Regions from separate parts of the Mus musculus genome. Here regions 1 and 2 are each linked to region 3. A link is a loop called in an ENCODE intact Hi-C map of the cell type or tissue named here. Cell type or tissue: left cerebral cortex. All regions are shown on one strand.

Region 1 (8,000 bases), 220 kb after region 3:
ACTCAAGAAGTTGGACTCCAGAAAATCAAATAACCCTATTTAAAAATGAATACAGAGTTAAACAAATAATTTTCAACTGAGGAATAGTAAATGGCTGAGATTCACCTATAAAAATGTTCAACATCCTTAATCATCAGGGAAATGCTAATCAAAACAACCCTGAGACTCCACCTCACACCAATCAGAATGGCTAAGATCAAAAACTCAGGTGACACCAGAGGCTGGCAAGGTGGTAGAGAAAGAGGAACACTCCTTCATTGTTGGTGGGATGGGAAGCTGGTACAACCACTCTGGAAATTAGTTTGGTGGTTCCTCAGAAAATTGGACATAGTAGTACCTGAGGACCCAGCAATACAACTTCTGGGCATATACCCAGAAGATGCTCTAAGATGTAATAAGGACACATGCTACACTATGTTCATAGCTGTCTAATTTTTAATATCCAGGAGCTGGAAAGAACCCAGATGTCCCAAAACAGAGGAATGGATACAGAAAATTTGATACATTTACACAGTGGAGTACTACCCAGCTATTAAAAACAATGAATTTATAAAATTCTTAGGCAAATGGATGGAACTAGAAAATATATCCTAAGTAAGGAAACACAATCACAAAAGAACACACTGGGTATGCACTCACTGACAAGTGGATATTAGCCCAGAAGCTCAGAATACCCAACATACAATTCATAGACCACATGAAGCTCAAGAAGCAGAAAGACCAAAGTGTGGATACTTTGGTCCTTCTTAGAAAGGGGAACAAAATATCCATGAGGCGATACAGAGACAAAGTGCAGAGCTGAGACTGAAGGAAAGCCCCAGTTTTGATTTAGCTGTAAAGTACAGAAACAATAAGACAGAGCATTAAAGCATAGAGGGATGGTTGTCTTCGCCCTCCCTGATTAGCTAGGTGTGTCACAGTTCTCAGTACCAACCAGAATTTCAAAGATGTAGGAGTGGGTTAAGTATTAATGTGCTTTGATAGAGCCAGTCTGCCAGGCAGAGCCTGAAGTCTGAAACCAAGAAAGACAAGTGTAAAGATTACTGATTGAAAGTGTCTACTGAAGCTGTCATTCTGGGTGTCCTTTAAGAAGCCCTGCACACACTACTGAAGCAGTGTTCCACAAAGCTTTCCCACACCTCATGCTAGTTAGTGGCACTGCCTATTTATTTGATGGAGTAGTGTTACAGTGATGGAGAGAGTATATCAGGCAGGTCTCTGTGGTGGAAGAACAGAATAAGTACAGTGGGTGATCAACGCAATATTCCCTTCTTCCCAAATCAAGATAGTTCAGTTATACGTCCACTTGCCAGAACATTTATGGGTAATCATTTAGCATAAGGAACCTGAATAGATGTTGGCTTTGGCCAGTATTGTTGACACTGTGTCCTTAGTTAGGACCTCTGTAATTACAAATATTAACAACTGATAATGGGAGAGATGGCTCTGATTTCTATAGCACTTGGCATATAAAAAGCTAAGTCATTCATTGACCCACACATGTCTATAGTAATATTTTATGTGTGAAGCTGAGCCTTTAAACCATGCCTTCAGCCACAGTGACACTGGTACATGCACAAAAGTCTGTCATTAAAATGTTTCCATTTACAAGTTATCCACTTGAAACATTGTTAAAATGGTTGAAATTTCCTGTGGAGCCACTGGATGAAATAGCAACTGGCATCCTCTTTTGCAAGACAAGAAAACTTCAGATTTAGGTGTCATTTACTAGCAATATCACAAAGTAAGAACTAAGAAAGATTTGTGGCTGTTAGTTTTGGAATCAACTGTGGCCCTGGGCCTGGTATTGATTTTAAGATGTATCTTCCCTATATGCTCAATAAAGCTGTGTGTGTGTGTGTGTGTGTGTGTGTGTGTGTATGTATATATGTGTGTGTATATATATATGTGTATATATGTATATCTATGTGTGTGTATGTGTTTATAATAGTTATAGTTGTTTAAGCAACACACATACACACAATCTAGGATTTTGTTTTGACTTTGAAATAGGAAGTTTTTTGTTCATAAATACTTTAGAAAATGAAAATTATTTGGAAAAAATGCATATTTTGAATAACAAAATAGCAACTGTCAAGAAACAAACCTATGCACACAGAATAAATAGGTTTTTATAATGTAATGGTTAAGATCAGATAATATGTGTGGGGAAATTTTTCACCTGGGCATTTGAAAAATCTAAACTAATTCATACATGTTTTCATTTTTATGTAAAACTTGTTTGTTTTATTTTGAATGTGTGTTTGTCTGCATGTATGTCTGTGCATCACTTCATGCAGTGACTGTGGAGGTCAGAAGAGCATGAAAGATCCAGTGGAAATAGAGTTATGGATGGTGGTCAGACTTTATATAGGAATCTGAACCAGGGTCCTCTGGAAGAGTAGTCTGTGCTCTTAACCACCGAACTATTTCTTAAACTCTTTGCATTTATTTATAACCTCAGAAGAAGTCCAAATAAAGTTAGTTTGATCTTGGCTCTCTCTTACTTGTGTCCTAGGTGTTGGAGTTTGTTAAGAAAAAATTACAATTCAGAGATAACTAATGGTAATATTGTTTGTCAGCAGCTGCCTTGTCAACCAAGTCATTGACAACTACTTCTCAATAACCTTTGAAGAACTGTGTGTCTTCCCAAACAAACAAACAAACAAACAAACCAAGAACAGTATAAACAGAGGGAATTCTATTCACCCACTACTAAGAATAATGGTTACATTTTCCTTGTAAAACTGGTTATTTCTAATTAAAATCCAGTAGCTATTCACAGTGCCTATTCTTACACATTCTGTGTACAAAGGTGTCTGTCACTTGTTGAAACTCATCCCTGGTTTTATACTTCTATTCATGTTCCTGGGAAGCTCCTTAGCCTGACAGCAGAGATGTCAGAAAATGCAACATTCCTTTTGGAATAAGAAGCGTCTTTGTCACCCATAATGCCATAGCTGCTAAAATTAGAGGACAGCAGTGATACGAGAGTGGCCTGCAGAGATAGATGAGCTGTTGTCCAAGCAGCAGGGGCGAATCCAGCAGGCTAGAGATGACCCAGCCAGAGCCATGACTCTGGTGATTGCTACTTCTCCTCACATTTGATGAAATATTCATGCCTCTGCTCTCCTCTCTGCAAGCACTATTGATTTCTTGTATAAACGCTGCTATATTTAGTCTAGACAAATGGAATGTGGATCACTGCTGAATAAATTGGATGAACGACTGGGATCTTGCCCGCCGCTTTTTCTCAGTCTTGGGCGATTATTTATAATCAAGGGGAGTTTTTATCAGTTGAGGGAGATTTTTCACAATTTAGTGATTAGTCTCTGAACAAAGGCAAGCAGTTAGATACAATCATTTCTGTTGGGATAGCAGGTTAAGAAGTCAAATTATTCTTTGAGGTTTGCAATGAGGGTTTCAGACCACTGTAGGATTTTATTCCTTATCTTTTTTCTACTTCTTTTGTTTGCAAAAAGATTAAGGAATTCATGTTCATAGTTTATGAACAATAAGGCAAAACTAAAGGTCTTTGATATACAGACAGACACACACACACAAACACACATATGTTAAAGATGTTAAAGAATAAAATGAAGTATATTAGTAACAGCAATGCTTTAAGCTTGATTCATGGAAGGCCTTTAAGTTAATGCTAAAACTCTCTCTTGTCTGTGTTGACTAGAAATTCTGCATTGTCCCTTTCCAGCTAAGAGATCTACTTAGACCATCTTCATATGCTTTCGAACGTCATGATCCCTTGTTTGAACAAGGATAATGTCATAAGAGGTTGCTGTCTGCCAAACAATAGTTTATTAATTAATCATTTTTCCATCTTATTTGAATTGTTACAGAGAGTTGATACTACAAACTTCTTCTCTACACATTGAAGAATAACCAGTGTTAGCAAAGCAAGATGGACACCGGTCTGCATGCTCACACATTTGTGCTCACACATTTGTGCAGTGCAGCTCGTTTGACACATAAGCATTTACATGTGAGATCTAGGTATCAATAAACAGAATAACTGGGAGCTTTTCTTTAAGCACTGAAGATAACTCATAAGTCTGCACAGAACACAAACTTGTAATTCCCAAGCTGGGTTATTCAAACCTAAGTACCATAGACCATGTAGAAGCAAATGAGTATTTTTGGCAATTTGAAAAAGTATAGAAAGCAGAAGAAAAGAAGAATCATTCATCGTCTCATCTAAAACACAACCATGATGGGCTCTCTGTGGCTTCTTTTCATCAGAACTTAGGGACTAATCCAATTTTAAAATCTCTTCCCCCCGCCCCGTGTGTGTGTGTGTGTGTGTGTGTGTGTGTGTGTGTGTGTGTGTGTGTGTTGTGTACATGCTTAGTTGGCTGATTTTTTTTGTCTTTATTTTTCAAAGTCCTGAGATTCAACGTTTAGAATGATAGCTAATATTATGGGGCTTAATAAAGATTTATACAGTTTGGTTGTCAGAGTATAAATGCCAATTTATTATCACCTTTTAAGCATTTTAATATTATTATAAACAGTTTTTAGGGATTTCATACATTGTGAGCATGTGTGCACGGATGGGGTCCATTGTCATATGTCAGTATTGCTTGTGTACATGCATGCATATACATGGGAAGGTCAATGGACAACCTTGAGTATCATTCTCTAGGCACCTCATTGTCTGTCCCTGACCTGGATATCACCAACTAAGCTGTGCTGGCTGGTCAGTGAGTCTCAGGAATTAACGCTGTTCACCTCTCCAGTACTAGGATAACAGGCATGCAATGCCATCATCGATTGTTTTGCCATGCTTATAAAGCAAAAATTGATCAACTGACCTCTCCCCAGCCACTGACCACATTTTACAAACCCAATGAGTATGACATACTTTATGTTGGTGTTCCTTCTACTCGATGACTATGATAATAAAAAAAAACATCTCCAGAAAATAATATGGCTTTGAAGGTTTTTCCCCATTAGGATTGTTTCTGTATGATTTACTTGTAGAAGTAGCAAACCTAAATCGAATGGCAGAAGAGTTAATATCTCCTGGTTCATGTTGCAGATTTACTTTTTTGGCAGTTTTAAATCAAATGAAAGAACCACTTGCAATAAATAATTCTGTCATTTTCTTACCCTATAAAATTACAGGCATTTTGCATGTAAACATATATACTTGCACATATATGCGTGCACATATATATGGTTGTTAGTGCTACATGATGTTTCATTTTCTTAATGGTTTGTATTATTTACTAATAAGGGTGATTCTTAGTTGTTGAATTGCTCTTTTAATTTTATAATACTTTATAAAAATCACTACCATTTTATTACCATAGTTGCTTATATACTTTGGATTTGTTAGCCAATCAGTATTGATGAAATATTTCAATGTACACAAAATTTCCATTTTTATATCATGGAAAAGACAAAACCATTACTGAGCAGCATGTTGTACACACTCTGAGTAACTGCCCTTATTGAGCCTCTGGTTATTGTTGTTCCTAACACCATCTCCACATTAGCAGTGATGGGCTAAGACAGAGTAGAGATAGCAGTATCAGGCTTGTGCAAATAGGAGAGTGGGAGCAAGCATTGGGTTGGCTTTAGAATAGAGGGTGAACCTAGCAGCCTGTGTGTGTCATGCTTGACTTACTGAACGATTTTTCTGAGCTCCTTGCTCAGAAGGTTAAAATATTTTAAATGTTTTTGCAATTAAAATTTCTGGTTATTTCTGTCTATGCTGGGTCTAAGATCTGAGTAATTGTACACCAATTTTAAAGAGCTATAACCTCAGCTTCCCAAAGACCTGTTGTCTTTAACTTGCCCTGTTGGACTTAATTATAAAACCTCTCTGGTTCCTCTGTGTAGATTAATTCCACAGAAGGCTTAACCACCAGTTTGGCATGGGTACTGACCAATCAAGTAGACAGTAGCCATAAACAAGCAACTTCTGAAGATCCACCCTGCCTGCAGCTTTGCTGCTTAAGTCTTTCTTTGAGTGAGGGGCATGTTTATCTATTCACACTATGTTAGACACTTCATATATGTATACATGAACATATATATATATATATATATATATAATTTAACTCAATTTTTATCTATTTAGATATTGTCTTCCACAGTTATCCAGTTATCCTTGGGTCATTTTTTTCCTTTGGGAATTTGACTAATTATTTACTTGAAGTTCCTTCATACTTCTTTCTCTCTTGTTTATTTTAAGAATGAGGTTTCCACAATTTAAATGATTGCTATTTAAACATCACCACTTAGGTACTGGGCTACTCTCACTTCTCCATGTGGGGATTTGGCCCATTGCTCTGGTTAGTCACCATCACCTGAACCTGGATGTAGTTTCTCCCATGTCCTTCCCAGGTGTAATGGTGAGGCAGATATATTGCATGACACGCTTAAGTTAAGGTAGAATTTATCTTCTGTCTCTGAGTATAAAACTTTTTATAAGTCCATGAATTCTTGTGACAGAGTTTCTTTTTTTGTATGACATCTTTCCTTATCTTGGTTTTCTTGATCTTCCTTGGCTTACATTAGTTAAATGGTCCAGTCTAATATATTTTATGAATAATTCTTGGTACCATTAGTTGAATCCATCTGTAGAAGATTCAGAGCAGAAAACATATTACTGAGTAAAAATTAACCTATGTACCCTTTGCCAAAGCTGATGGGCAGAACACAATTCACCTTCAATATGAAGCAGAGATTATACCCATTTCTTTATACATGTGCTTACATGCGCTATTCAGGGTATAGTGTTTTTTTTTGTTGTTGTTGTTCTTGGTATGTTTACAAATCAACGTGCTAATTTCCAAACCTCTCTACCCCGTTCTCTGTCTTCCTTTCTGTGTCTCCAGTGGACGTGAAATCAGAGGTTCCTATGGGCCTGGAGCCCATCTCACCTTTAGACCTGAGGACAGATCTCAGGATGATGATGCCTGTGGTGGATCCTGTCGTCCGCGAGAAGCAACTGCAGCAAGAGTTACTTCTTATTCAGCAGCAGCAGCAGATCCAGAAGCAGCTCCTCATAGCAGAGTTTCAGAAGCAGCACGAGAATTTGACAAGGCAGCATCAAGCACAACTCCAGGAGCACATCAAGGTAGCAAATGTGTCTTTGTCTCTGACTTCTCAATCAGGGCATCTGCACCATGATGTGGGCATAAGACCGACCCATGGGAGCACTGATGGGGAATTTTCCTGTGATTAAGACACGGATATGTGACTTGAAGGAAAGTGTGGTTGTACTAGTTGGAGACTTGGGTAAGTACCTGGTAAATCCTTGCTTTGGTAGTGGGAGAGCTCTGCTGATTTTGCCCTTTCCCTCACAGACTCACTGGTAGCAACAAGAACTTTCCATTCTCATGGGTACTCTCTGCTGTGTGCTCCTGTGCCTGTATAGTTACCACCAAGAACCACAAGACTGGGCAGGTCCATACTATTTTACTAAAGAATCTGTGCGTACTATTTACCAGGAAGGATAAATTCATCTTGTGAAGAGAGACGGCCCTCTTCTGCTGTGTTTTTGGTTTCAATATAGGGCAATGTAGTTCTTCCTTAGAAAATATCCCATAGGGCTTATACTCAAAATACAAATACAATGAAAAGATGAAGGGAATTTTATATGCAAAAAGTGACATAAATATTTCAGTGGTTTTATAGACTGTTATTTCAGAGGAAATATAGCATTAGCTGAGGAACTTTTACTGACATCTGGTGATTGTATATATGCCAAATTGTTCTTTTTCTTCTTCAGAATATTCAATGGGAAAATATTACCATAGATTGATCTGTTGTTTTTTTTTTTTTTAAATAATTGGCAAAGACGTTTAGTAACAGACAACTTGGAGGGGGTGGTGGCACATGGATCTTATCTCAAAACTTGAGAAGCAAAGTGGGGAAGATCTAAAACGTGAGCTGCTAAGTGGCCCAGTGTTTTCAAAATTTTAAAAACGCATGGGGAGGTTTTAGTTCAACAAAGTAGACATTTAATTTGA
Region 2 (8,000 bases), 690 kb after region 3:
GGTTTCCTTGGCATTTCTGGCGGGTAAGAAAGCTTTGGCATCTGGAAGTGTCAGAAATGAGCCTTTTGCCATAAATCATCCTGAAAAGCATTCAAATCAGACAAGCGTCTAGAGACCTTTCAGACACTCCACCCCTCAAATCCCAGATCAAAGAGTAGTTTCCAGAACCATAAACACCTATTATATGCAAAATCCCGCTTATCTACAAGACATTGAAGCTGCGGGGTGGGGTGGGGGGAACCAAGGGTTGGGGTGTAGGGGTCTGTTGTTGTAAACCCTGCAAACCGATTCACAAAGTTCCTTAGCATGGCTTATACTGGGGACTAGGACACCAGACGCTCAGCCCTCCCCTCACGCGTTCCCGGTGTCCTCAGACAGCTGGCCGGACACTCAGCGCACGAACTGGACCTTCGCCTTCGCCTGCTTTGTGTCAACCAGAGGAAGCAGGTGCGGGACCAGTGGGAGGGAGAAAGAGAACAGAGTTAATCCTAGTGCCCAGGACAGCGACTACTCCTAGACAGAGCACCAGGGTTGACTGAGCTGCGTGCGAAACCCAAATATTCCGGAACGCACACGCCAGGACCGTTTCAACTCCGGCTGAACTCTACCCTCCGCGCATGGTTTGCCCAGAACACTTTGCAGAGATTTGAGTTCTCTGGGAATAAAGATCAGTGAGGGTAAGGGTGGGGGAGGGTAGGAAGAAGAAGAATCTAAGGACAGGACCTGGAAGCGAGACATCTTCTATTTTGCGAGACCCACTCTTTTGTCTCCTCAGAGTTAAATAAAGACTCCATCCATCCTCTTGCCCTGCTGTTTGCCTGGTCAGTCCAGAGTCAAGATCGTGTGGAAATCTCAAACCCGAAACCTGGCTGGCCTCAGAGAACTTGTGAGGCGGAGGCCAGGGGGCAGCGGGGCTGGGGGAGGGGAGAATCAGGAAGGAGAGCACCCCCATTCCCAGCTGGGAGCCCAGGCGCCTGGAAACCACGGGAAGGGGCGGCAGGGACCGCGTGGCAGGAAGCCTACTCGGGGTCGAGATTATTCGACACGTGTCTTTTACTCCTTACCATCCATTTCTTAGGGGTGATTTATGAACGAACCTCTTTGATCAGGGATGGTTTTATCTGTCCACTGCTTCAAGTGACAGATGCGGCTGCCAAAATGCCTGGTCCCTGCTGCCTAAAAGGTTGCACCCCCCACCCCTTCCCAAATGTTGCATTTTTCTCGGGTGTTCTCCAGCTCGGCCTCCTGGCTTTACTCCCCTACTCTCAACCCCGTTTGCTCTCGCAGTTGCAATTCCTCCCGAAGGTTTAAATCAACAAAAACCGTTGGGCCGGGTCAGTGGGAAGCCTTGGCAGGCAGATTTGGGGAACACCATCTGCCTGGTGCTACATTTGTTGCCTTCCCCTGCTAGATACCGGGAAAGTCGGCTTCCAGGTGAAGGTTCCTTCCTTTGTGAAAAGGCAAGAACCTCTAGGCCCAGTCCCACTGGGGCTGGCTTTTGGAGAAATGCAAGCGCTGGAGCAGGAACGGAGATGTAGTGAACAGCCTCAGCCCGCCGGCCAGGCTCCTAACTACAACCGTTTTGGTTTAATTGGGGAAAGAAGGGGCGGCAGGAAGAGGGACGGGATCACGTTACGGACCCTCCTAGTCCCTAATAGGTAAAGGAAAAGCGGAGTCTCTGAAGCAGTTTTTAAGTGTGTGTGTGTGTGTGTGTGTGTGTGTGTGTGTGTGTGTGTGTGTGTTGTTGTTGTTGTTGTTGTTGTTGTTGTTGTTGTATTTCATTAAAATTATATCCTTGAGCAAAGACTTTTTCTTTCAGGTTTCTTCGATTTGTTATTATTCTGACAGGAGTTCTAAAACCAGAGTTTTTCAAGTGAAAGATATTTCTGGAGTTGTCTGCCCCTTATTTGCCCCTCCCCCTCCCTCCACCCAACTGCTCTTGGTATCATTATCCCGTAAGGATTCTTTCTTGTGTTCCTGATTTAGCCTGAGGACATTTAATAGCTGGCTGGATTAAATATTGCAGACTCCTGCCTGGCTATTTGAAAATCCGGGTCGTGGACTGTGTCTAACATCAGAGGAGGAAAACTGATCTATGAGATGTGTTTTAAATTTCACTCAGTCTGCAGAGAAAGAAGGAAGAGGAAGGATTCTTCTCCATCCTGGGTCTCTTTTCTGTGCTACAATACTCAGAAGTTTTAAAAGGTGTGTGTTGATGGGGAGTGGCAAGAGAAGTCAGGGGTGGAATGAAGCAGGAGGCTAACAGAAATCTGTTCAAAGTACAAATGGGATTTACAAGAACATTTTAAAGAATACTGTCAGGGAAGGCAGGACTCTGCCCCCAGGAGTGGATTGCCAGACTGTCTCAGAGCTGTACCCACAGGACTCTAAGGGATCTCGTCTCACTGCTAAATCTGCAGTGGGGAAATGGTTTCCACAAAAGTCCCCAGCCCTTTAAGTTACAGAGTAAAACAGGAGAGGAGGAGGGAGGGAGGGAGGGAGGGAGGGAGAGAGAGAGAGAGAGAGAGAGAGAGAGAGAGAGAGAGAGAGAGGGAGAGAGAGGTTGTATGGTGGTATGTTTTAGAAAATGAAGACCTGGAAGTCCCCCAAAGAAATCTTTATATTGGTGGGGGGTCAAGGGGGGTTCAATCTAATGTTTCCTTGAAGAGCAAGCAAATCCAAGGGGGGGGGGAGGATCTGTTTACAGGGTCAGAATCCAAGATGTTTAGGGGCTATAACCAGATAAGAATATATGCACCCCAAAGCAGTGCACCCTGGTGACATGGTTTAGATAGGATTCAGAAGGTACTGAGACTAAATGCTATGAAAGGACCTGCCTGTTTATCTGGTTATGGGTATTGAAAATTTTGGTTACCCGTTAATGGCATCTCTTTGAATTCTCACTCTCTCAGCTTGGAGGAAATTCTAAGAACAAGATAAACCCTAAAATTGGATTTAATGTTGTGGAAGAAAATTTTACTCTAACTCCTTAAGTTTTTGTTAAAACATAAAGCCCTACAGAAAGCTATATAATAAATAAGCCAGATGCAGTATAAATGATTTAGGGATGTGTTGCAGTTACCAAAAAAAAAAAAAAAAAAAAAAAAAAAAAAAGAGGCATAGCACAGTTACCTTACATTTTTACTGTATAGACAGCAAACATTTAAACTCTTGCTGTGTGTTGAGATCCTGGCATGGCCACACATTAGTATTAACAAGGCCTTCCATGATCATCCCTCTTAAACTCAGAAAAGGGAATCTTATTCATTTCCCAAACTGGGTAACTGTTAATTCATTTAAATTGTGTTTATAGGCCAAGCTTCCATCTCCTGTGGAGGAACAGGTATCTTATGTGCACAAGTCTTTTGAAAGAACAAATCCCTTTTCAATCAAAGCAGTCTCTTGCCTTGGTGAAAGCCTCTCCCCAAGGATGCAAGGATCTCCAGAGCAATGGTTCCCAGCCCCAGGAGGGAAGATCACATGCTCATCTTTCAGCCCATCCAAGCATCTTGGAGCTTTAGAGTCTGTCAAGCCTCCTGCTCGCTTATCACTCTCTACCCCTTCAAATAGGCAATTGATTAGTTTCAGCTTTTCCAAACCGAGACCAGATACTTTGCTCAGGATCAAATGCAAAGAAGAAGGGAGAGAAACTTGGGAGGTGGGGAAAGGGACATGAGGAAGGAAAACAGGCAAGCTGAGGAGAAACAAAGGCCTGGCTGGGCAGGGAAGAATCGGGGATTTCAGGAAGAGGCAGTTAAGATGGACCTTCACTTCCTATGAGTGAGTATTTAAGAGAGAAGATAGATATTAAAAAAAAAAAAAAAAAAAAAAAAAAAAAAAAAAAAAAAAAAAAAAAAAAAACAAAGGTTGTTGATTTATGCCTGGATTTCCCTGCAAGCCTTCCTTGTGCTTAAGGGCGTGGCTCCACTTGCGACTTTCACATCTGTTCTCTTCACGTGACATTTCATAAAAGCTTTAACATCTGGGCAAGATAAACTTCCTCAAGTACCTGCCCGACCTTTCACTTGTCACACCCGCTTCCCCAGCCAGTCCCTTCTACCTCTGCCTTGGGCCTTAGGGGCCATTTCCTTGCTATTCTTTGTTCTAGTCCCTCATTGCTCCAGCCCTCAAGTCAAAACTCCTGAAAAAAATTAAAAAAACGCCCCCCTCCCAGTGATAACCTTTGCTAAACCCAATTTCCTCAGCACACCCATAGATCTCCCACCTGGAGGACCACTCTACAGGTAGATAAAACGGCAATTGCCTTGCCCTACGGAAAAGTCATTTTTCGATTCGGGCTCCAGACCAAAACCAAAACAACAAAACAAAACCTGCCTGGGAAACAACACTCACACTCACACTCACACACAACTCGTGTCAGCTCACATCTCACTCCTCTTCACCTTCTTCGGTACAACCGGAAAGAGGGTGGGTGATGTTGGTGTCCTTTCGCGGTGCCTTCCCTCTATCTGGTAGACCCTTAGGCTGCCTGTTTTACATAAATGTAATTTCACTCGTTCCGCTCCCAATCTCCCCTCCCCACCCCCACCCCCACCCCCAAGAAAGCTGCCTTCTGGAAGGAATGTTTTCAGCACTGCCTTTTCCTTTAATAGTCTGAAGTTTTGTTCCTTTGGCCTCAGCCTAAGTCACATGTTGCAAAAAAACGACAACACCAGTTTGGTAAGAGGGAAAAGAAGAAACAGAACATAGTCCACATAAACAATAAAGAAGCCACTGACGGCCTTTACTGCAGCAAACCCAAATGATCTTGTTGCAGGGCGCCCACGAAATCCCCACTGTAATTGACTGTTTTCCTTGAGGTTTTCTGACCATGTGCTTTTTTGCTATTCTGCTATGATTCTGGTACAAGAAGATGCTTGTAGACGATGCTCACATCCCGACCTTTCCTGAGGCTTAATTTGCTGGCCTTTATCAAGGGAGAGAAAATGAAGCAGTTCGGCGTATGGCAGTGATTGTAACTTGCCCCACCTTCCAGCGACCTGCCATAGGCTCCTTTTTACTTTATAGACATCTGGGAATTCCATATATGCCTCAAACTCCAATTACACACCTTCTTCAAAGGATGCGTGCTTTGATTTGCTAAGAACATTAAGCGGGGGTTGCGTCTTGGGGCCTGGAAACAAAAGAGAATGGAAACCGCACCCAGTACTAGGCTTAGTAGGTCTGTCTTTTGCTGCCCACTGAACACTGAACAGAAAATCAATCCTATTTGTATTTTCGATAGTCGCTTTCCAAGGACTAGTCGGGGAAATAATGGGGTTGTCGCTGTTAAAAATAAGGAAGAAGAATCTTCCATTGTGCTGGAGCGCTTCTACTTTCACTGCTGCTAGGGGTGGGGCACTCTTTATGACACATTAACAGAAATTTCTGGAAAAGTGGCCCCTGGGGATTCCCTTCCCGACCCCCACTTTGTCACTAATGCCGGCCTGTCTTTGGAAATTTGATGTTGGGTCTTTGCCTGTGTCTGTATCTGTTTCCCCGTGCTACCGCTGACACTTGGCGCAGCGGCCTCGAGCAGCGGCCAGAGGCCCAGAGTGGTGGGTCCGTGCCATCCACAGAGAGCAGCGACATTGACACTTTCTCAACAAGGTTGGCCAGATTGCCACCCACACTGGGTAGCCTCAGTTGGTGCCCCTCTGGTGCACCCTATGCAGGTGAGACCCTCCTTCCCCACGGAGTTCTGTTTGGGTTTCCGTGGCGTTTGTTCCCCCCGCAGTTTTGTTTGTTTTTCTTCAAATTACAGATGCAGGGAAAACCGCCTGACATCATGAGAGCGGGACAAATGCTCACTTTGAAGGATTCCTGGGCAGGACTTCAAGTGAAATCATATGCCTGAGAAGAACTTGATACTGGTCTAGAGAAAATAACTAGTTCTGACTTTGCCAAACTATGGAATGTGCAAAATGCTCTACTTTTTTGCAAGAGGCCAAGTGTCCCTTAAAAAGCTCCCTTAGAGACCAAAGACCCCAGGGGCAGGAAGCCGGTGCCAGTCTTGAAAGTGGGAAGAAAGTACACAGGTTGTGAGTTTCTATTTGAGGTTATTTTATTAATGTGTGACACTTTGGGTAAGGGGTCTCCAACGGTGCCTCAATTATCTATACATTGCTTAATGTGTACACAGGCGCGCACACACACATACATACACACACACACACACACACACACACACACACAATGTGTGTGCCTGAGCACACTTAATGCTATAGTCGAAGGTTTATCAATTGGAGAAAATTATAAACAAGACAAAACAACTATTTCCAGAGTAAAAATAAATTCAATTCTTACATGGAAGATCACTTAGCATAATTCTTCCTCTTAGCCACAGCATTGTGGTTGGGAGACAAAAGACAGGAGTCGAAGCACTTTACTTGATGTTATTTAGCATCTCTGTGATAAACGGGTAATTTAGCCAAGTATATTTTAAACAAAGGTAACTATCATCAAAATAATGAAATGAGAGTAACCAGAGAGGTGAACAAACAGGTCATTTCTACTATGAAGAGTAGAGCATTTTTCATTGCATTAGAGGAGGTGAGAGTAAAGAAATAACTTTGCAAGCTTACACTCTTGAAGATTATATTCTAGGAAGCAATTTCCGCCACAAAGTTGCCTCACTTAAATAAAACTACTCAAGAGCTTTTCAAAAAAAGTCTATTTTTATGAAATTCCGGGAGAAAATATTCTGCCCTTTTCCTATTACTGTCAGTATGGGATCGCCTATCCCCGGTTTTCTTTCATAAAAAGAAAAAAAAGTGGAAATAAAGAGACGAATGTGAGCTACTCTTTCCTTAAGGGTCCAGCATTAGGATAGCATTTACCTTCTCAGCCACGATGGGACTTCCCTCTTGGTGAACTTCAAGACATCTGAAATATCAAATAGTCAGACCAGGCTAGTGAGCATGGATGCTTCCCCAAGAACATCTGGAAAATGGGCACAATGGGACAGCTCTTGCAAGAGGAAATTGTCATCTTGGCATCTCCCTCATCCTTTTAGGACTCTTTACAGTTTTATCTTACACACATACAATCCACAACCACCACGGATGCACCACACACAATCAATTGCCCTTTCTTTTTCACTATAAGGTTAAATGATTAGCAAAAATTTAAAAACAGAATAGCAAAACAAACCCAGTAACTCACTAAGCTTTCACTAATATTTTACTATAACTGGAGGCTCCTTATTGTAAAATGTGGCCTAAAAATATTCACAACAATTATCTTACAATGGTGTCATGGCAACATTTGGTACTGTTGTGTGAAGAGTGAAAGAAAAACCTTCAGGTAATAAAATAATCTCCAGTTATGTAAATGCAATTTACCTGGAGATGCAGGCTTATCTAAGTGATTGTGTGCATTAGGCACCTCAATCATTTCCAGCCTGGAAAACCCCTGTTTGTATGTGAATGTATTAACATGGTCAAAAAATTAAGGACTAAACCGATTTTTAAAAATCACTAGTTTAATGGTTAAAAACAAAGACAAAAACTATGCTTTTGTCCCAGAAATATCCTGACAGAAATAAAACCCAGCACCATCTGTCCTTGTTTTACGGAGCTTCAGGTGTGTGTGTGTGTGTGTGTGTGTGTGTGTGTGTTTGTGTGTGTGTACATGGTCCTAACTAGAGGCTGAATTAAGAATTATACTCGCTCCTGAAATTACAAGGGATACCAAAAATTTGGTTATTTATTTTACCCCACAGATGTATATTCTGTATGTATATTTTAGGAGAACGATTTCCATAGAGTTAACATTAATAGAGCAAATGTTTTTTCTTTTTTAACCAATATGACGGTGGCTATCATTCATTCACTCAAGAAGTAAGCAATCACACAACTGTCTCTTGATGATTTAAGTTTTCTACATAGATAAAGTATATATACATATATAATGTATGTATTGTTTTCATTAGCACATTGGCATTTCTCAGAAATGGAAATGAAGGAAAAGACAAAAATCCATAGTGACAAGGAAATAAA
Region 3 (8,000 bases):
TCAAAATTTTCAATGAGAATCTCCTGGGTTATTTGTTAGAGCATAGCATTTCTGTGCTGGTGGATCAAAAAAAGATGACTCCTCTAGTGGTTTATGGTCTATGTATACAGCACTGCCCCTTGCTGTTTTGTTTTAGTGTGTATATGTGTACATGTGTACAACACTGCCCCTTGGTGGCTTATGTGTCCATGTGTACAATACTGATCCTTGCTTTTGTGTCTAAATATACACAGCACCACCCTTTTATTATTTATATATTCTGTTCATAGTATTGAGTCTTGATGGCTTATGTTTCAATGTACACAACACTGCTCTTTGTTGCACTGTGTGTCCACATGCACAGCATTGCCCCTTTTTGGCCCATGGTTTTTGCACAATATTGTCCCTGGTTCTTGCTGGTTTATGTATCTATGTGCTAAGTCTGTTGCTGGTGGTTTATATGTCCATGTGCACAGCACACATTTTGCTGGTATTTCTGTCCATGTACCCAATATACTGACCCTTAATTGTTTTGTAAAGATCATTTTTCTCTCTCGTAAGTCAGCCATTCACTATAAATAATGTGCGCAGCTCCCTTGGTCTTCTCTGAGACACTAGAGAACCATCATGTGTGTGAGTATGAATCTTAGAATGCAAATAAAATGCTCCCTATATAGCAGGCCTGGCTATTGTCTCTGAGCAGAAGCTATAGTATAGACACAGGATAATGCTCATTCAGTGGGTTTCCCCCTTCCTGTCACATTACCACTCTGCATTTTGCTTTTATGGCAAATTGGATTTATAAATGTCTGCAATTATAAAACATATCTTTAATTCAGTGACTTCAGGGTGATTTCTGTCTTCTCTTTTCATTTCATTGAATCTTATATCAAGTTAAAGCTGACTTGAGAAGCAGGCTTGGGCAAAGTGCAATTTTGCATAATTGGATTCTATGGGAAAGATGAATCTAGAAACCAAGTGTGCAGCACGTTCCCTGCATTCTTGTTAAGTAACCTTTAGCAGCTCTCGGTGGAAATGCCTCAGTGGTTTTTCTCCATCTTCAGCTGGGCAGCTACAGGTCTCCATCTCTATTAACCCCTGGCTTTCCTTTTGGTGTCTGTCTTTCTGAGTGTCTTGTTCTCCTCCTGCCTTTCTGCCTTATGTTAAGCTACTTTGCAACATAATAAGTTAATGGTGTTTAGAATTACTTTGGAGATAAGGAGATGACTTTTTATGCATGTGTTCAGAAATGGGTGTTTTGAGTATGTTTCATTGTGGCAGGGGTGGGGGGAGGAGGGGAGGGGCTGGGGAGGTTTCCTTCCAAAGCAAAAAAGGGAAAAATGTAAGTTTCCCAGAAGTAAAGGTCAAGAGACATGGAACAACTATTTTATTATTTGCTTTCAAAACAGAGAGAGTATGATTTATGTCAGCTAGAAGCTTATGTCATAGTTGTGCAGGTGCTGCTGTGGAGTGTGACCCCCCTCTAATCCCCATAACGACACCGGGCATTGACCACATTAGCTTTGTAGTTACCGACGACTGCCTTCCCCGGGGCCTTCTGGTTTCTAAATCCAGCCACCTGGCTAGCAGGCCAGCCAGTGCTTGATGCAAGAACATTGTTTTCTCAGTATAGCCTGAAATTCATTTTGTGTATTTTGTGTACATGGCTTTTATGTGACTGTTTATGATGATACCTCTGTGGTTCCATTGGAAGTCACCAGGCATATTGTCTTCCTCCTTCCTTTGTTAAGAGATACATCATCACAATTACTAAAAGTGATGATGGTTTATATATATATATATATATATACACACACACACACACACACACACACACATATATATATATATATGCGACATGTAGGTTCCTTCATATCTAATGAGGTCCTTGATATTTGAGGAATAAATCTATATGTTTATACAATTTATCTTCATGATCTTAAGAAGGATGTTAGTATTTTGGTAGTTTTTATGAGTCTTTTGACTGCATGCACAAAGATTTATTTAGTTTTGTTTTATATGTATGAGTGTTTTGACTATGTGTGTATAAATGCACTTTGTGATACCTGGCACCCATGGAGGTCAGAAGAGTGCGCTAGATCTTCACAACAGATGCTTCTGAGCCACCACATGGAAACTGGGAAACAAACCCCGGGTCCTCTCGAATAGCAACGACTGCTGTTAACTACAGATCCACCATTTTTGTTGTTTCTATGTCTTGGTGTTTTCTCCTAAAAGCTAATGAGATTAGATATTTTCTAATTATCACAAAATTACTTTATATTTTATTCCAATTTGCAGCATTTCCAAGGTCCATGGAGATTCTAATAATTTTGTGTGTTATGGACTATAGAGACATGATCTAAATATTAACTTCATTTAAAATATTATTAATGATATTTATAGTTTGCTAGGCAGGGTATTTACCTATTTGTTAGCATATTAAGTTAATGTAAAAAAACGCCAAGAAATAAGACTCTGAAGCTAAACTAAATTTGGATCTCGGCTCTATCACATCCCAGTTCTGTGATCCCGAATTAACCTGTTTGTGACTCATTGGCACCAAAAGCAGCTGGTGGTGACAGTATCACTGTCATAGATGTGATAATTGAATTATTATTTGTGAAGCCCTACATATATATTTGTCATCGTTTAACTTTTCCAAGCAGAGGCTCTTCATTCACAAGTTGACTTTGTCCCACAAGAACAAAACTGAGAAATCATCAGCTCTGACTTAACTTCTTTCATTTGGAACAGATACTGCGTAACCAGGAATTGACAAGCCACAGAAACCAGCCCTTGTCTGAGATGGCATGCAGGACAGAGTAGAAATGGGTTCCATAATGGAAGAAGAGGGAAGTTCAAGATAAGTTATATTTTTCTCACAATAGCTTTGGGCACCCTTCACATTTCAGTTAGGTGGTGACAACATAATTAGACAGTAAAATATCCTGTCTCTAGCTATCCTTTGTGTGCCTGCAAGTCATCTGTGAGGAGTCTCAGCTTGCAAAGGCTGCCTCTGGCTATGTGTTTAGTGTGATTTTTTCTGTAAAATATGCATGAATAAACAAGGCTTCCGACAGAAATAATTAATATTTATCACTTAGTGAAAGCTGCAGCAAATATAAATTTTCGAGATGACACAAGACAGAAGACCTAAGACAAGGCGCTGTGTGCTCAGAGCATCGGGGCTGCCGCTGATTTACAGACCTGTTTCTTTTTAAGATGTGAGAGAAAGAAGTACAAGAATCACAGTGAAGACTTTTGCCACACAGTCCCCAATCCCCTCTGTAGTTCATGGATTGTGAGTATTTGCCAAGGATTCCCCTCTGGAGGGCAGTGCAGTACTACAATTGTTGGAGCAGCCGCTATCTCAAACCTCCCAGAAATTCACTTTAAAAGATTCTTGGCTTTGTAAGATGTAAGTCGCCCCTGCCTTAAATATTCAAATGGGAACATGGTGGTCAAAGTCAAGGCTCTCACTGCATGCGTTGATGTGCTGGGTTGGAGAGGTGGACTTCAGAACACTGCTCAGGGAATGTATTAGTGTAGCTGAATGGCGAAGCTGGAAGACAGGTCTTAGCCTGCTTCGTCTAGTCGCTTTGAAATTTCAACCTCACAATCTGGGATCTGGATCTGTGTTTCAGTATTGGCTTTTCTCAAAAAGACCCATCTGCATGATTTAGGGTCTTGTAATATCTGGTCACCCCTGTAGCCAGCAAAATATTTTCCTGTATCTTAACAGATCAGGAAAATGCTTTGAGAAATATTCCAGCTCTGTGAGCAAATATCCTGATAGTTACCGGATTTCTCATAAAATTTAAAGTTTCTTTCATAACTCTACTGACCTTCACGTGCTATTGAATTACAAACCCAAGCCCCCTTATGTAATCAAACTGAAGGAATCCTGTTTAATTAGCAATATATGACCCTCTGGAAGTATAAACACATAAAAGTTATTTTCCTTGATGTCATCCTACAAAATGCCTTTATACAATTGTAAGCCCTGAAACATTGATGTCTTAGGAGTTAAGCAACAGTAGGCTTCCCCCTGTTCCAGACCCCCCAAGGCAGAGAGATTTCAGCCAACCATATAAAGGGTAACTTCAAATCTCTCAGCTCTCAGAGTGTCACAACAGTTGAGGTTATGAAAGACCTTCTTTTATTGGTAAGCAAAACAAAAGCTGTGCTTTTCAGCTGTAAATCATGACGTAGTCTTATTATACCTAAAAGAATTAAAGAATGTTAAGTCAATGACCCTTTTTCCTCATCTGTGCCCCTGAGGATAGTTATTAACGTCCATTCTTGCTTCAGAGTGATCCTGAACCTGTTCTCACAGCCTTCTTATTCTCTAAGAGCAAATGGACTCTTTATGAGGTAGTTGACGGAGATTGAAGACATTATGTGATGCATCTTGGGTATCAACTGCATATAATGGAGACAACACAACAGAAGTACTGGCCAGTTTTCCTACATGATCAACACACATGGGTTAGAGAGTTCTGAAACCCTTCTCTTCTTCAGGAAAACCTTGTACTTTTGTGCTTGATAGGAAAGGGGCAGGCACTGTGAACTCAGGCATTTGCTTTCCACCATCCTGCATGGTACTTAGGGCAGACTTCTGGAGTCAAGCACAATACAGGCCTCCTCCTCCTCCTCCTCCTCCTCCTCCTCCTCCTCCTCCTCCTCCTCCTCCTCCTCCTCCTCCTCCTCCTCCCCCCCTCCTCCTCCTCCTACCCCTCCTCCTCCTTCCTTTTTCTTCCTTCCTCTTTCTTTCTTTCTTTCTTTTTCTTTTTTTGTGTTATCTTCCAATTCCAGATAGCAGATCACTTTGCATTCTTGTCTTCTGATGTTAGTATATGTGCAAGCTAAATCAAGAATGGCTTCAAATTAAATTTCACATTTGCACTTGGCAAAGCCTGGGTTGTATATTTTCAGATGATAAAAAAAAACCATAAAGAAAAAAATACTTTAAATTTTTGCTATAAAACAGAGTTTAGAAGAATCATTTAAATAGAAACTCCATTTCAAATCAGCACTAATCAATGGACTGTGTATACTCATTTACTTCCAGGTGAAAAGAATCATGCTAAATACAGGCTCTGGTTACTTTCCTTCTAATTTACTGTGTTTGCCACTCCGTTGTGACCTTACTATGCCCTTGTAGTTTATGGACTAAAGGCAACCATTTTGTAATAATGAAAATATGCAGACAAGCTTTACCACCTAGGAAAAAAGTTTGGTTTTAATATTTGGTTTAAATTAATACAAGTTGATGTTTATAAAACTGCTCCATGATGTTTGGAAGAGAAGAGATGTGTTAGCTGCCATTACTGTACAGACCTGGGCCTTTCCATGTTGTTTGTTGGAGGTGAATCAGTGGACCAAGTTATGTTAATTAATTACATTGGTTTTGATTCACAAAGATACACTGTTCCCAAACTGATAATGCTTTAAAGTTTTTTAAAAAGGCAAGAAAGTCAAACCATTAAATCCTTGCTATTTTTTCTTTTTTTGTTTAGTTTGATTTGCTTTATTCTGTTAATCCAGACTCTAATTGGCTGCACCTCCGCCTTGCTGTGATTTCAGAATCTAGTTTTCATCTGTTACCTATAGTCAGACCTCTTGAGAGGCTGCTGCCTACCCGGCAGTGTTCTTAAGGCACCAGAGACAGCCACAGAGCTCAGCACATCCCGGAACCTGATGCAGCTTTCGTATTTTTTCTTTGAGAGAGACTGGAAATTGTTTTGCCTTGGCCCTTATGTTTGGAAACAAACTGGACCTCACATGGCCCCAGGGATTTGAGGAGCACATGATAAAAAAAATTGTAAATTGATAAAAAAAAAAATCTCTGCTCCAGTCTGTGTTCTCAGACAGACATGCTGGTTCTAGACCTTGGAAAAATAACTCTTACATCTTATGGATCACAGACCGCCACAGTGGGCTGTGACCTGAGGGTGGCCCCACCACTCTCACACATGGTACATCTCCTTTAGGAAGAAGTCAGCTCTGGTGCAGTGACACTTCCCAGACTAACCACATGTTTCAGAGCCACTGTCCAACCCCAGCAGAGAATTTGTAAGCTTTGCAGTTAATGCCACAAGAATCTCGGTTCCTGGTAGATCTCTGTTTTCAGTAGGGTGCCTATGTCTAGGTAATATCTCTCAGACTCAAATGATTGTGACCAGTTTAAAGTAGAGATTGGTTCATTAGTAGAGAAAGGGATAGTTTAACATTCAAAAATGTTCAGGTAAAAATGCATGGGTCTGTACCAGGTCTCTTGGATATATGTTATGGCTGTTAGCTGGGTGGTGGTGTAGAAGTCCTGACAGTGGGAGCAGGACTATCTATCTCCCCTTTGCCTGCTCTTGGGTCTCTTTTCCTCCTACTGGATTGTCTCAGTACGAGGGCTTCTGCCTTGTCTTACTGTATCTTGTTTTGTCCTGTCTGGCTGTCATCTCTTAGAGGCTTTCTCTTTTCTGAGGAGGAAACAGAGGGGGAGTGAATCTGGGGAGAGGGGAGATGGTGAGGAGGTTGCAGAAGTGGAGGGAGGGGGAACTTAGGTTGGGATCTTTTATACAAGAGAAGAATCTAGTTTTAATTTTTAAAAGGGATTTTTCCCCCATCATTCCTGATGAAGGTAAATACTAAAATCATGACTCCTTTTAAAGTTTTTGTTGCCTGGCATCTTCTTTTTGTATAAATTACTTTGGTCATGCTCATCCCACACTCTTCTATCCTCCCTCTTACTTTGAAACCCCTTTCCACAACAAGATCCCACCAACACTTCAATTCATTATTTTGGTGTGTGGCTCACTGTGTTTAGTTAGAGTTTCTTACCAAGGGTCGGAGGTTATTTACTGGAGCAAGGGCTGCTTCACCACTGCAGAAAAGAACACCTTCTCCTTGAATAAGGAGATAGCACAGTAGTCTTCTGGGTTCCTACTCCATCAGTGGGTGAAATGTGGGCAAGCCCAGTCTTGTGCATGTCTTCTGCAGATGGCCTGGATTACAGTGAATACATGAATGGCCATATCATGTGCAGGGGATATCCTTTCCTATGGCGTATCTCTCCATCTTTTCACTCTTTTATCCTTTCTATCCCCTTTGGCAATGTTCTCTGTAGTTTGGAGGGGTGGTCTAGAGGTCCAGTTTAGAGCATCTACCATGAATTCTTCCCACTTGTTAACCAGTGAAGCTTTAGTTTGCTGTGGAATGTTGCAGACTTTTCTGAAAGACACTAGCGACAGCTATACCATCAGCCCTGGATCTTCCCAGGGTTAAAATGTGTCAGACCCTAGGAACTGGGTTTGCAAAAACAGCCCCAGAAACTTGGTTCAGTGAGGTAGCTGAATCTCATTTAGTTATATTGATCACTTTGAAAAAGAAAGACACTTTGAAGAAAAACACATCTTCATGGTGATGTTTTGATTTCTTTGTTTCCAAGCTGCTGTATTTAAACATGAAATATAACTCATATCTATAGAGGTACAAAATAGATTTGTGGTTTTCAGAACCTGGGGTTGGAATAGGGATTAGGCAGGAGAGAATTTACTGAAATATTTGAAATGTTTTAAATGTGGATTGTGGTAACAGTTATACAATCTGGTTTAAATATAATATTTAATTAAGTTAACTTAATTAAAACATTTTAACTGGCTAAATTTATAAGCATATATCAATAAACTTTTAAAGTGCACATAAAATAACTAGGAAAGATCTGTAACTCTGTTTCCAGACAGTTATTGCTGGCATCAAGTGCAGAAATCCCTCCTAAAGGTATTTACTTACATTTCAGTATAGCACTAAATGTGTAAGGTAAGTCAAAAAGCATTGAGGACCAGCCTTACCTCGCCTTGCTTCCATTCCCACATTGTGCCATTCTTCCATGGAGCCTCTAGAGAGCAGCATGTCTATTTTACCAGGAAGGAGCATTATTGCATCTGAACCCGATGCCCTAACTTGCAGACATCTGAGCACCCCATTTCCTCATGAGCACCTCCCCCTGTTAATTGAATTTC

Evidence for each region. Peaks named below come from ENCODE experiments on the same cell type or tissue, not always from the same donor. Only the 100,000 strongest peaks of a DNase experiment are listed, where the experiment ranks them.
Region 1: a loop joins it to region 3, with 3 times the contacts of the local background. A loop is called at or near these places in 20 of 42 quality-filtered maps.
Region 2: a loop joins it to region 3, with 4 times the contacts of the local background. A loop is called at or near these places in 7 of 42 quality-filtered maps.

Annotation. Positions count from the first base shown.
Region 1 is chr12:34,436,242-34,444,241 of GRCm38, reverse strand. Hdac9 (histone deacetylase 9) reads left to right here. Exons shown (of 28, transcript NM_001271386.1): 5 at 6,864-7,105. Among named protein-coding and RNA genes, the nearest start is that of Gm51984, 230 kb to the right of the region's middle. In left cerebral cortex, no CTCF peak of the experiment used is centred here; a DNase peak (open chromatin) is centred at 3,083.
Region 2 is chr12:33,960,146-33,968,145 of GRCm38, reverse strand. No RefSeq gene overlaps it. Among named protein-coding and RNA genes, the nearest start is that of Twist1, 6.5 kb to the right of the region's middle. In left cerebral cortex, no CTCF peak of the experiment used is centred here; DNase peaks (open chromatin) are centred at 4,956, 5,967, 6,802, 7,363 and 6 more places.
Region 3 is chr12:34,653,726-34,661,725 of GRCm38, reverse strand. The region is part of intron 3 of Hdac9 (histone deacetylase 9); the gene reads left to right. Among named protein-coding and RNA genes, the nearest start is that of Gm46347, 130 kb to the left of the region's middle. In left cerebral cortex, CTCF peaks have their summits at 174 (motif pointing left), 3,309 and 7,874; DNase peaks (open chromatin) are centred at 210, 3,358 and 7,885; H3K4me3 peaks cover 338 bases.